Linked DNA regions of Homo sapiens: region 1 is linked to region 2. The links are chromatin contacts, found by Hi-C in ENCODE. All regions are on one chromosome and are shown on one strand. Each heading gives the region's core, a stretch centred on a gene start or an enhancer-like site at or near the end of the contact. The rest is flanking DNA. Distances are from core to core; before and after follow the strand shown.

Region 1 (5,881 bases), core at 15-2,514, 1.2 Mb before region 2:
TCTACTAAAAATACAAAAATCAGCCGGGTGTGGTGGAGCAGCCTGCAGTCCCAGCTACTCGGGAGGCTGAGGCAGGAGAATCGCTTGAACCTGGGAGACGGAGGTTGCAGTGAGCCGAGATCGTGCCACTGCACTCCAGTCTGGCAACAGCGAGACTCCGTCAAAAAAAAAAAAAAAAAAAAGAAAGAAAGAAAAAGAAAAACACTGAAATAAAAGCACAAAGTTGGATACAAAACTGCTTAGTGAGCTACAAAGCGATACACTGGACAGAAAGCATTTGCAACCTATCAACCTGTACAGGGTAGCATATAACTGGACAGCATCTGGACTCCTAAGTTTTCCTAACAGTTTTACCTCGGATTCTCCCTGTCTCTCTTCGTGCTGTCATCTTTCTCTAGGTCTTCGAAAACTGTCAATCCATCTTACTGTATCTCTAATTTCTGTCCCTTTTCTCCCTTCTTGTTTCTGTCCCTCTCCCTTCTTGTCTACCTCTTGAGTCTGGATATCTGCATTTCTTGTCTCTGTGAACCCATTCTGCGTTTCCTTCTTTGTGTCTCTTTCATCTGCATCCCTTTCTGATCTGCCTCTCTCTTGCTAACTGTTCTGACACCTGTTTGCCCGGCCCTGACCCTCTGATCCACTCAGCCCTCTTATAACTTGGACCCGTGTCTCTATGTTTGTTCACTTATTTTCACTGTCTCTCCTCGCGTCGAGTCTCCGGTCCTCCCAGTCTGTGAGTCTGTCTCTCTGTCTCTCTCTCTCTTCCTCCCGCCGGTCCTTCGTCTCTCTTTGCCCTTGAGTCTCTGGTCTCTCTCCGTCTCTCCTCGCTGTTTCTATCGATCGGCATCTCTCTGCCCCAGTACCCTTCCCCACCTCTTCATCCCACATGCCCCATTGCATTTTCAACGCCCGCCGCGTCTCCGGGTTACCCAGGCGATGTCGAGTCGTGTCCCCAGGTTACCATGGAGACGTTCAGGGCCCGCCCCTCGCCCATGATCACAGAGGAACGTCATCGCGCCGCGCGCGCACGTACACACGAAGGGCCTGCTGACTACATCTGCCGGAAAGCATCGGGCCAAGCCTTTCTCCATTTTGCGGTCTAGGAAGTAGCAGAGGCCCCTTCCTGTAGGGAGTTGCCATGGAGACGCGGTGGGGCACCGACGGAGTTCTAATGACGGCCGTGATTGGTGCAGGATCCTGCTAATCTCAGGAAGGCCCGTAGAGAAGTGAGGAAAACGTGGTGGGGGGCATGCGCGATCTGGTAGGCGGTGCTGCCGTCTGTTGTACCTGAGAGGCTTGCGCATGCCGACGCACGGATTCGAGGCGGGGAGCATGGGAAGAAGCGGCCAGGAGTATGACCTGATCATTGCGACCACCGCTAGGGGAAGGGAGGAGAGGGTGTAGAAACGGGGACGAGGGTGGGGGAAGGGCAAGGAGGCGCTCGAGCTGGTGCGCGGAGCATCCTGGGAGACGTAGTCCAGCGGGAGGGGGAAGTCGAAGACTGCGCGTGCTCAGGAGCGCGGAGCGGCCCGCTGAGCGCAGAGGTGAGGGCGGGGTCCTCTTAACCGGGAGGGCTATCGTGTGGACGGGGGCGGTGGCTGCAGACTCGGGGATTCCGGCTCCCCAGTGAGACCGGAAGCGCGGGGAACGAATCCGGGCAGTCCTTGCGGGAGCGCCCAGGGCTAGAGCGAGAGGCTTGTCAATCACTACTCGTTGCCACGACGACAGGCTTTGGGAGCCCCGCCCCCGGTTGCCTAGGCGTCGTCTGGACCTACCTTGGCACCCTGGAGCGGAAGTTGCCGCCTGGACTTCTGGGAAGTGTATTTCGGGACCCTCCGTAGGTACCTGCCATCTTGGCTATGACCCAAGTCTCTCCCAGGGTTTCAGGTTGACTTGGCACCTTGAAGAGTGGAGGCTTGGCCCCCAGGATGAGGCGGCCCTCGAAATCGATGCCACCCACGGGGGAATGATTCTGCGGTGCCATCCCCTTCATAAACGCAGATTCCTTCCTAAAGCCGCAGCTGCAGAAGGAACAGCGCGAGGAGGGAGGTCAGCCCCACTTGCAAATGGGGAAACAAGTTCTCGAAGGCACAGTGATCTGAAGATGGGCGGAATCAGAGTCTCGGGACTTCCTTGCAGGCTCCTGTTCCGGCAGTCTTGGAGCCTTTGCCGCCCCCCCACCCATTGCGAAGCTCCCCCATCCCCTTCCAACCCCAGCTAAATCAGGAAGCTGAGATGGGGCATTGCGTAGTGTGATGTTGGGCTTAGAAGATGGGGCTGAGTAGGGAGAGAGGGTGCTGCCTGGGAGCTGAGCCATACAAGTGACTGCACAGGTTGACATGGAGGATTAGGTGGAGTGAGGCTTCCAAGCAGGGAGGGGAATGATGGTGGGGCCCAAATGAGGAGCCACATCGAAGTAGATGAGAGAATAGAAGGTGAAGTAAGGGCTGGCGTTGGGTAGGGGGAGACGCCAGCAGTGATGCTGATGCCCAGGCTGTAGGTGTATAGGTGCCATCCACCTGGTAAAGAGAGAGCTGTAGCGCAGGAATGAGGTTGCACATGTAGAAGAAGGGAAGGATACAGGGGAGAGAAGTGTCTTCTAGTCCTAAAAAACAGCCTGTGGGCTGGCATGGTGGAACAAACCTGTAAGTCCCAGCACTTCGGGAGGTCAAGGTAAGAGGATCATCTGCTTGAGCCCAGGAGTTCAAGAACAGCCTAGGCAACATAGTAAGATCCCATCCCTACAGAAAAATTAAGAAATTAGCCGGATGTCGTGGCACACACCTGTTGTCTCAGCTACTTGGGAGGCCGATCTCTGGAGCCCGGGAGGTCAAGTCTGCAGTGACGCATGATCTCGCCACTGCACTTCAGCCTGGGCAACTGACTGACAGCATGTCTCAAAGAAAAGAAAAAAAAGCCTGTGTTTGGAGCAGGGAGACTGTCAGAGACTTTGCACAGGCCCAAGCGGAGAGAAGACCAGGGATACAGGTGGCTAAGGGAGGGCTTCCAGCTGCATAAGTCTGTGGGTTGTAGATGGCCTTTCTTTGCCTGTTTCCTCATCTGCCTTCCACATGGGGTAGGTCTGAGGATCAAACGGTACAGCATAGACTAGGCAGTGAAGCATTCACTGTACTCCTTTTGCAACAGCCTCATCCTATTTCTTCACCAGGGGCAGACACTGGCCTCAGATACCTGACCTGGTACCCTCTATGAGGCCTGCGGTGCTGGGCTCCCCAGACCGAGCACCCCCAGAAGATGAGGGGCCTGTCATGGTGAAGCTAGAGGACTCTGAGGAGGAGGGTGAGGCTGCCTTATGGGACCCAGGCCCTGAAGCTGCACGCCTGCGTTTCCGGTGCTTCCGCTATGAGGAGGCCACAGGGCCCCAAGAGGCCCTGGCCCAGCTCCGAGAGCTGTGTCGCCAGTGGCTGCGTCCAGAGGTACGCTCCAAGGAGCAGATGCTGGAGCTGTTGGTGCTGGAGCAGTTCCTGGGCGCACTGCCCCCTGAGATCCAGGCCCGTGTGCAGGGGCAGCGGCCAGGCAGCCCCGAGGAGGCTGCTGCCCTAGTAGATGGGCTGCGCCGGGAGCCGGGCGGACCCCGGAGATGGGTGAGTGAGTGTCCACGAGTGGGGTTCAGGACTGGAGCATCATCCAGCTCGGCCTCACCCTGGGCAGCACCACGCTTTGCCAGACACACGTTCTCCCTTGTGGTACAGAAGTGGCCACCTGCAACAGAGACCCTGTGCAAGGCTGCCCAGGGCAGAGGGATTCCAGGGCCAGACTCCCCAGCCCATTCCTGCATCACCTGCAGTCACGTGGACATAGGAGCTGCAGGCTAGGGGAATATGGGGAAGGTACTGGAAGGCCACGATGTCAGAGCAGGGGAGGGACTGCAGGTGGTCCCTTCATTCTTTGCTCAGGGCCTAGGGGAGGTAGGTCCTTGGAGGACCTAGTCAGTAGGTATTTACAAGGCAGGCCCCTGGGATCCTACAGTGGGATGGGCACCCACAAACCCCAGGTTGCGGCCAGCCTTACTCTCTGGTAGGACTTCTGATGGTGGGGGCACCTCCCCAGGTCACAGTCCAGGTGCAGGGCCAGGAGGTCCTATCAGAGAAGATGGAGCCCTCCAGTTTCCAGCCCCTACCTGAAACTGAGCCTCCAACTCCAGAGCCTGGGCCCAAGACACCTCCTAGGACTATGCAGGAATCACCACTGGGCCTGCAGGTGAAAGAGGAGTCAGAGGTTACAGAGGACTCAGGTGAGGGCATGCACGGTGGGCGCGCCTAAGGTCTGGTTGGGTGGGCCAGGGAACCTGGCCTGAGCAGTCAGTCTGAAGTCCACTGGGCCAGGTTTGTTATAAATGGAATGGTTTCCATCTGCCAGCAGCCCCCACATTCTACCCAGTCAGGTCTCCCCTCCACCGCAGCCAGTGCTGTCACTACCCCTCACACACCAAGCCTGACTGCCACAGCCCTGTACCCACGAACCCCATGGCATGGAGCAGGCTGTTGGGGTTTCCCAGTACAGATGGCATGTGGTGTTCAGTCCCCAAGGAGATGCGTTAGGCAATATGTGCTTGTCACTGGGGAACAGACAGCAGGCAGAGGTATAATTAGGAGCTGCTGAGGGAGGACCTCGTAGTGTTAGGGGTATGACCCCTTTCACCTCCCAGGCAGGGCACCTGAACTAGCTGCTCACACCCTGCCATTCCTATGTGGACCCTTGTACAATACCTCTGACCCCCGCTGACCACCTTGCCCCATGGTTCACATACGGCTACAGGGGCACAAACCTCAGCCCATCTCATCCCACTGCAGCTCAACCCCTGGCCTTCCAGGGTACTCTGCTTCACCCAGCCCCTGAGCTGGGCCCTCAGCTACCCTGCACTGCCCTCCCCAACCCAAGCCCACAACCAAGAATCCCACCTCTCTGCATCCCAGCACCTGGCACACCACTAAGAAGGGCAGTGGGGTGGAAACTCACTCAGGCTGCCTGATACCAGTTTTCCTCTCTAGATTTCCTGGAGTCTGGGCCTCTAGCTGCCACCCAGGAGTCTGTACCCACCCTCCTGCCTGAGGAGGCCCAGGTAAGTCCTGCCCAGGTCCATGTTCTCCTCCTTTCCCTGGAAGTTGCTGGGTGGGGTCAGGTAGGTCCCTCCCTGAGCCCAGCCAGGCACAGAGGAGCAGTGACCACTGTGATTTCAGAGATGTGGGACCGTGCTGGACCAGATCTTTCCCCACAGCAAGACTGGGCCTGAGGGTCCCTCATGGAGGGAGCACCCCAGGGCCCTGTGGCATGAGGAAGCTGGGGGCATCTTCTCCCCAGGTAAGTGAGATGGGGTGTGGTGGGACTAGGCCTTCCGCATGGACAGCACCATCTCTGCCGACCCCACTCCTGGCCCTACGCAGGCAGCCCTCTTACTCCAGCATCCCCAAGTTCCCCCATTCCCTAGATCATCCCCTATAAGGTTCAACCTCCTCTAGCATCTTCTGCCCTCAAAAAAAGCCACCCACCACTACCACTGATCCCACAGCCCCTCTACTTTCTAGAAACTCCCCACCCTAGTAAAACCTTTTGCAAGCAGGGCGAGTATTCCCCGTACCCACATTCTCTCCCAGTCCTGGTATCCTGGATGGCCTCCTGGGCTTGCATCCTGCTGGTCAGGCATCAGGACAGGTAGGGCTGGGACCTGACAAGGACAGCAGGTTAGTAGACAGAGCAGGTGGGCAGGAGGGACCTTGACACAGGATAGGGATCCTGCCCAATCATCGAAGCATTACGGACCAGAGGCCCCCTGCCATCTACCTCTCAGCCACCACCTTTGTCTGGCATCATCCAGGCTCCTCCTACAACCCATCTTCTGTTATGTTCCTTCCTGTTCCTG
Region 2 (5,750 bases), core at 1,336-3,835:
CCAAGGGAGAGAGAAGAAAAGGTGAACAGTCTCAGGATAACACCATTCCCTATATCAGCATGCTGAAACCATCTGGGATGGGTGAAAGCTGGAAACACTCTCCACTCACCTGTCCAGCATCCATAAGCATTGCTGCCACTGCTATGAACCCTGTGGGAAGAGGCAGGCCATGAGGATTAAGACAGCATTGCAGCATCCTACAGGCTGACTGTACAACCACCTCTGGCCCTGCAACTAGAGCAAAGTTATCTGAGGGTACACAGTAAGTCCTCAGGGTTCAGTGTCTTGATGAGGACTGAACTTCCTTAAGTCTCGGTGCCCTTATGTGTAAAATAGAGATTAAAAGGATTGCCAACTAATAGGGCTTATATGGGCATCAAATATAAGTAGTACACACTATGTATCAGCAATTTCTTTCTACTGGATTAAATATTTTTTACATGTTTTCGGTACAAATGACATGGAAGGGTTTTGAAATTTTGGGTGTGTATTTTTCCCACTTCTTACGGTGTTAAGGAAATGTGATACATAAAACTTTCCATTGCAAGCAAATAGAAAAATTAACATTCAGCCGGGCATGGTGGCTCAAGCCTCTAATCCCAGCACTTTGGGAGGCCGAGGTGGGCGGATCACGAGGTGCAGAGATCAAGACCATCCTGGCCAACCATGGTGAAACCCTGTCTCTATCAAAAATACAAAAATTAGATGGGCATGGTGGCGCATGTCTGTAATCCCAGCTACTCGGGAGGCTGAGGTAGGAGAATCGCTTGAACCCGGGAGGCAGAGGTTGCAGTGAGCCGAGACCACGCCACTGCACTCCAGCCTGGCGACAGAGCGAGACTCCGTCTCAAAAAAAAAAAGAAAAAAGAAAAATCAACATTCAACAATTATTAAGTGAATAAATTTAACTATTGGTTACATTCATTTCTAACTGCCGACCTATGTGTACATATTTAGAAGGATACTGGTTCATTAGTGGTTAAATAAATGTTTTATACATTCGGCCGGGCGCGGTGGCTCATGCCTGTAATCCCAGCACTTTGGGAGGCTGAGGCGTGCAGATCATGAGGTCAGGAGATAGAGACCATACTAGCTAACACGGTGAAACCCCGTCTCTACTAAAAATGCAAAAAATTAGCCTGGCGTGGTGGCGGGCACTTGTAGTCCCAGCTACTCGGGAGGCTGAGGCAGGAGAATTGCTTGAACTCGGGAGGCGGAGCTTGCAGTGAGCCGAGATCGCGCCACTGCACTCCAACCTGGGCGATGGAGCGAGACTCTGTCTCAAAAAAAAAAAAAATGTTTTACACATTCATAAATAAATAAGTTGCAGGGAGGGGATAAGCAAGCAGGTCAGTTACTGGTCCCATCAGCAACCAGGCCTGCCTGCTACAAATTCAGTTGCTGGAAGCTTGCTGGAGGCCCTTGACTAGATGTGAGAAAGCCCTACCCCCGTCTGGACCCAATGTCCCCACTAGTCTGGATGACCTTCCTATTGTTCCACAGAGTGGGCCTGGGGGGCTGCTGGGTCTGCAGGTGCAGAAATCTAAACCACCTCACACCTCAGTCTCCAGCCTAGGCCAGTTCCTTAACCCATTCAGAACTCCGTTTTTGCAGATATGAGCCAGAATCCCTCCTATGACAGGTCTGCGCCTTTCTAAAGGTAGCGTCAGGCTTATGGACCCACCCATGATCTGCCCTCCAAAACTCAGCCCTCCAAAATGCAACTCATAATCCTCTCTGAAACCTGCTCCCTAAGCTGACTTCTCCAACTCCATTCTTTCAGATTTTCAGGCCAAAACAAAATCCATGGAATAGACCCTTCACTACCCTCACTGCTACATTTGATGCAGCAGGAAATCCTGTCGACTCTATCTCTGAGATCCATCCAGAATCTCATCACACTTCCCCTCTACTGCAACCCCTCTGGCCCATCCCTACCATAACTCAAGGGGTCTCCTCAGCGGTCCCCTTGTCCTGGTTTAACATCCTGTTTTTCCCAACTTTAAACGTCTACCTCTGGGCATAACCCTTCCTGCACAGCCTTCTACGGCTTTCAGCAGCTCCGCTGCCCTCCCAGGCGAGACTCCGCCTCACCCTCAGCTCCGTGGAGACAAAGACGCTCGGGCTCCCCAGTGCCGCCCGCTCTGCAGCACCTCTAAGCCTCGCACGTGCAGGTCCCTGACAGGAGCTCCCCCGCCTCACAGCACCGCGGACACCGGTACCCCACACAAGAACGCTCCTCTCTTTGGGACACAGGGGCCTGACCTGCAGGGCCCCTCCTCGGGGCTTCGGCACTCGGAGGAGGGATCGGGCGGGGCGCCCTGGGACGCGGCACCCACCTCAGTCAGGTTCATCGGCGCAGCCTCCGCCAGCACAGCCAGGGAAGAGCGGGGCGGGAGCGGCAGTGACCTGGACGCTGACAGAGGCACCAACGCCTGCAACCGATTCAACCGAGCCTCACTCTAGCCTCTGTACAACGGGGAAACCTTTTCTCGCGTTTTTCCGCTTTTTCACCTCAGTCTCGACTCAGCCTGAAGGTGAACAGATCCCAACGCAGCCATATTGACAACCCCAGGAGGCGTTGCAGGAAGTCCCGCCCACACGCATTGCGAACCCCCGTAGACGCCGCTCTGCTAGGCCTTCATTGGCTACACTCGCTGCTTGTGTCCGCCGCTGTGTCTTTTGGGTAATGTAGTTCCCAGGCCACTGCCTGCCCCGCTTCTGAACTTAAGTTAACTCGCGTTCAGGATGAAAGCCAGGAGGATCCTCCTGAGGCTTTGAGAAATGCAGTTGCGGGGCTCCAAGGACGTGGAGGGGCTTCATTGGCTTTTAAACGGCAAGCATCCAGATTTTCCCGGAAGGCAGTCTAGAACAAGTCAGAGAAATGTTTCAGAGACCTGTCCTTTCAGATTCTGTAAAGCACAGCAAGTTCCCAAAAGACGAACATCCGAAGGAACATGGCCAACCATAAAGAACTGGTCTTCCACGCATAGCGGTCAGCTCTTTTGTGCTTGCCAAATACACACAGAACGAAGCTCTGGAGACTGTTTTATGATCTTCAATGTGCTCTGCTGGGCACATTGAAAAGACCCAGACATGGCATGATGGGGAGTTTGAGGAGTAATATCTTTCCTTTCTGAATAATCAGTTATTGTCTTTCAGCCTACCCAGCAACACTTTATTCACATGATACTTATTACTTTATATCTGAGATATTTTCCACTTATTTTAAGAGACTGAAACCTAACTGAAAAGGAAAAGCGACTTATCTACCATTATCTGCCAGAATAGTGTGGCCTTCCACCAGTCAAAGCCCTTGTGCAAAGAAAGCATCTTACTCCTGAGATAAAGGTTTGGGAATGCATGATCTCATCTCATTAGTGGAAAGTGATTTATCATTTCGCCTGAAATTGTATCAACAGTGTCTGCACAGGGAGTTGAAATTGTCTCTGAATAACTCTTGTGAAATGGCTATTACTGAAACTATTAATGACGATTATGTAGATATCCAAAGAAAGTGGCAAAAATAGTTATAGAGAAACATATTTGTGATAGGAGGAAAAAAGCTAAGGTTGTCCTGGAACCTTGGACACACTCAAGTTTGGTGTCCAAAATCTGATTCTTTTTCAAACTTGAAAACATTGTGCATTAACAGCTTGAAGGGAGAGGTAAAGACTATATATTAAAAGAGTTACCAGAAAAGTAAAGCTGAATAGGGAAACTGTGCTGTCGTATTTATTACTCTAACATATTTGATGAACACTCATTCGATGCCAGGTACAATACTAAGTGCATGGGACACATTAGGAGTAGGGTTGCTAGCTGTCTGTGGTCCTCTAAGACACGTAAGACGTATTTAATGAATTAGTCCTCAGTCCTGTATTGACCTTGTCAGGTCACTTTAAATGTCCTGTATTCCGCTTTTTACAATAAATTACAAAACCTCAGAAGTTAGAGCTATTTTTCTACCACTATAATTGTAAATTAAATCACTTAGCAGCTATGTTAGCTGAAAATCATACCCCCACAAATAAAGATATGGACATAGTCTTGTGATCTCTCCTGCAGAATTGGTGAGGGAAAAATAAAATGGAGCACTGAGATATTCAGTAAAGGAGAAGACTGTTTTTTGGCCAAAGTCTTGAAATTTGGTTTATCAAATTACAAAAAGAAGGAAGGAAGGAGAGAGAAAGAAGGAAACGAAAGGAAAAGAAAAAACCACCCAACTGAAGGTCTGGAAGAGTTAAAGCTGTTCAGTAGTGCCAGCTACATGGAAGTTAAGACGGGAGGATTACTTGAGTTCATAAGTTCAAAACCAGTTTGGGCAATATAGTGAGATCCCCGTCTCTGAAAAAACTGAAAATTAAAAACATGTTAATCATTTACCAACAATACATCCCTACCATCCTACAATTCTATTTCTAGATATTTACCAACAGAAACTAAACAAACTTTTTTTTTCTTTTTTTGAGATAGAGTCTCTCTCTGTCGCCCAGGCTGGAGTGCAATGGCACGATCTCGGCTCACGGCAACCTCTGCCTCCCAGGTTCAGGCGATTCTCCTGCCTCAGCCTCCTGAGTAGCTGGGATTACAGGCATGGCCACCACGCCTGGCTGATTTTTGTACTTTTAGTAGAGACGGGGTTTCACCATGTTGGCCAGGCTGGTCTTGAACTCCTGGCCTCAGGTGATCCACCCGCCTCAGCCTCCCAAAGTGCTGGGATTACAGGCATGAGCCACCTCGCCTGGCCCAAACATCCATCTAACACTTGGTGACAGGCCACATATCTTTGTGTATGTGTATGTATATATATATATATATATGGAGAGAGGGAGAGAGAGAGAGTCTCGCTCTGTTGCCCAGGCTGGAGTGCAGTCACACGATCTCAGCTCACTGCAACCTCTGCCTCCTGGGTTCAAGCAATTCTCCTGCCTCAGCTCCCGAGTAGCTGGGACTACAGGTGTGCACCACCACACCTGGCTAATTTTTGTATTTTTAGTAGAGACAGGGTTTCACCATGTTGGCCAGGCTGGTCTTGAACTCCTGACCTCATGATCCACCCGGCTTGGCCTCCCAAAGTGCTGGGATTACAGGCATGAGCCACCATGCCCAGCCCTTTCAACATATTTTATTAGGTGTTTCGCTACCTTTTGAAATTCCACTTTCATGTAATGAGCGGCTGTATGGTGACAATGGCCCAGGAGGCTCTGGACAGTGAGTGGACATTCTCTCCTTATGTCCCCACAAGGACCTCGTCTTGTTCAATGTTCCGACGTGTTTCCACTCATTCCTGTTCCTCACACTTCATCACCCCACCACTTGTAGACAACAATTCTAAAGGTCTGTTGTGTGTTTTTGTATTTACATGTGTTTTAGAAAGAGGAGCACTGTTACTTTTTGTGTAGTTTAATTGTACTGTACTATAGACTTCTTTCTCCCTTTGTTGGTACTCAAAATGTGTGTTTAATATGTATATATACTCCTGTGTCAAAGTCTACTTAAATGCTAGTAACTGCCCTGTTGTACTTTAGTGTGGACATTCAGTCTTCTACTTCACTCATAGATGTCTTTGGTCCTCCTCTTACACTTAATGCTACAACATATTGTCTCCATGTCCCTGCTGCCTTGAACAGTATTGTGAGAAAACTTCTCTCACATAAGAATTTATGGACTTGACTGAGAGATATACCAGAAACAGGCTTTCTGTGTCACATGATATTCTAGAAAATCATTTTTTTTACAGTACCTGT

The links. A loop is a pair of places that touch in the nucleus more often than their neighbours do. Pooled maps may share reads with other maps.
Region 1: a loop to region 2 is called in a pooled map, with 6 times the contacts of the local background. The contact joins the promoter of MZF1 here to the promoter of ZNF17 in region 2. A Hi-C loop is called at or near these places in 6 of 50 pooled maps.

What each region holds. Positions count from the first base shown.
Region 1 is chr19:58,568,718-58,574,598 of GRCh38, reverse strand. It overlaps MZF1 (myeloid zinc finger 1), which reads left to right and starts at 1,264. Exons shown (of 6, transcript NM_198055.2): 1 at 1,264-1,544; 2 at 3,170-3,605; 3 at 4,072-4,255; 4 at 5,013-5,083; 5 at 5,202-5,322. The coding sequence starts at 3,210. MZF1-AS1 (MZF1 antisense RNA 1) reads right to left here. Exons shown (of 6, transcript NR_027334.2): 2 at 5,604-5,686; 3 at 4,142-4,215; 4 at 2,644-2,741; 5 at 1,776-2,021; 6 at 1-1,682. RefSeq lists enhancers at 890-1,319, 1,380-1,469, 838-1,697, 1,698-2,559.
Region 2 is chr19:57,407,996-57,413,745 of GRCh38, reverse strand. ZNF17 (zinc finger protein 17) reads right to left here and starts at 2,585. Exons shown (of 4, transcript NM_001330617.2): 1 at 2,340-2,585; 2 at 110-150. The coding sequence starts at 130. RefSeq lists a silencer at 1,886-2,088 and enhancers at 2,332-2,391, 2,472-2,581.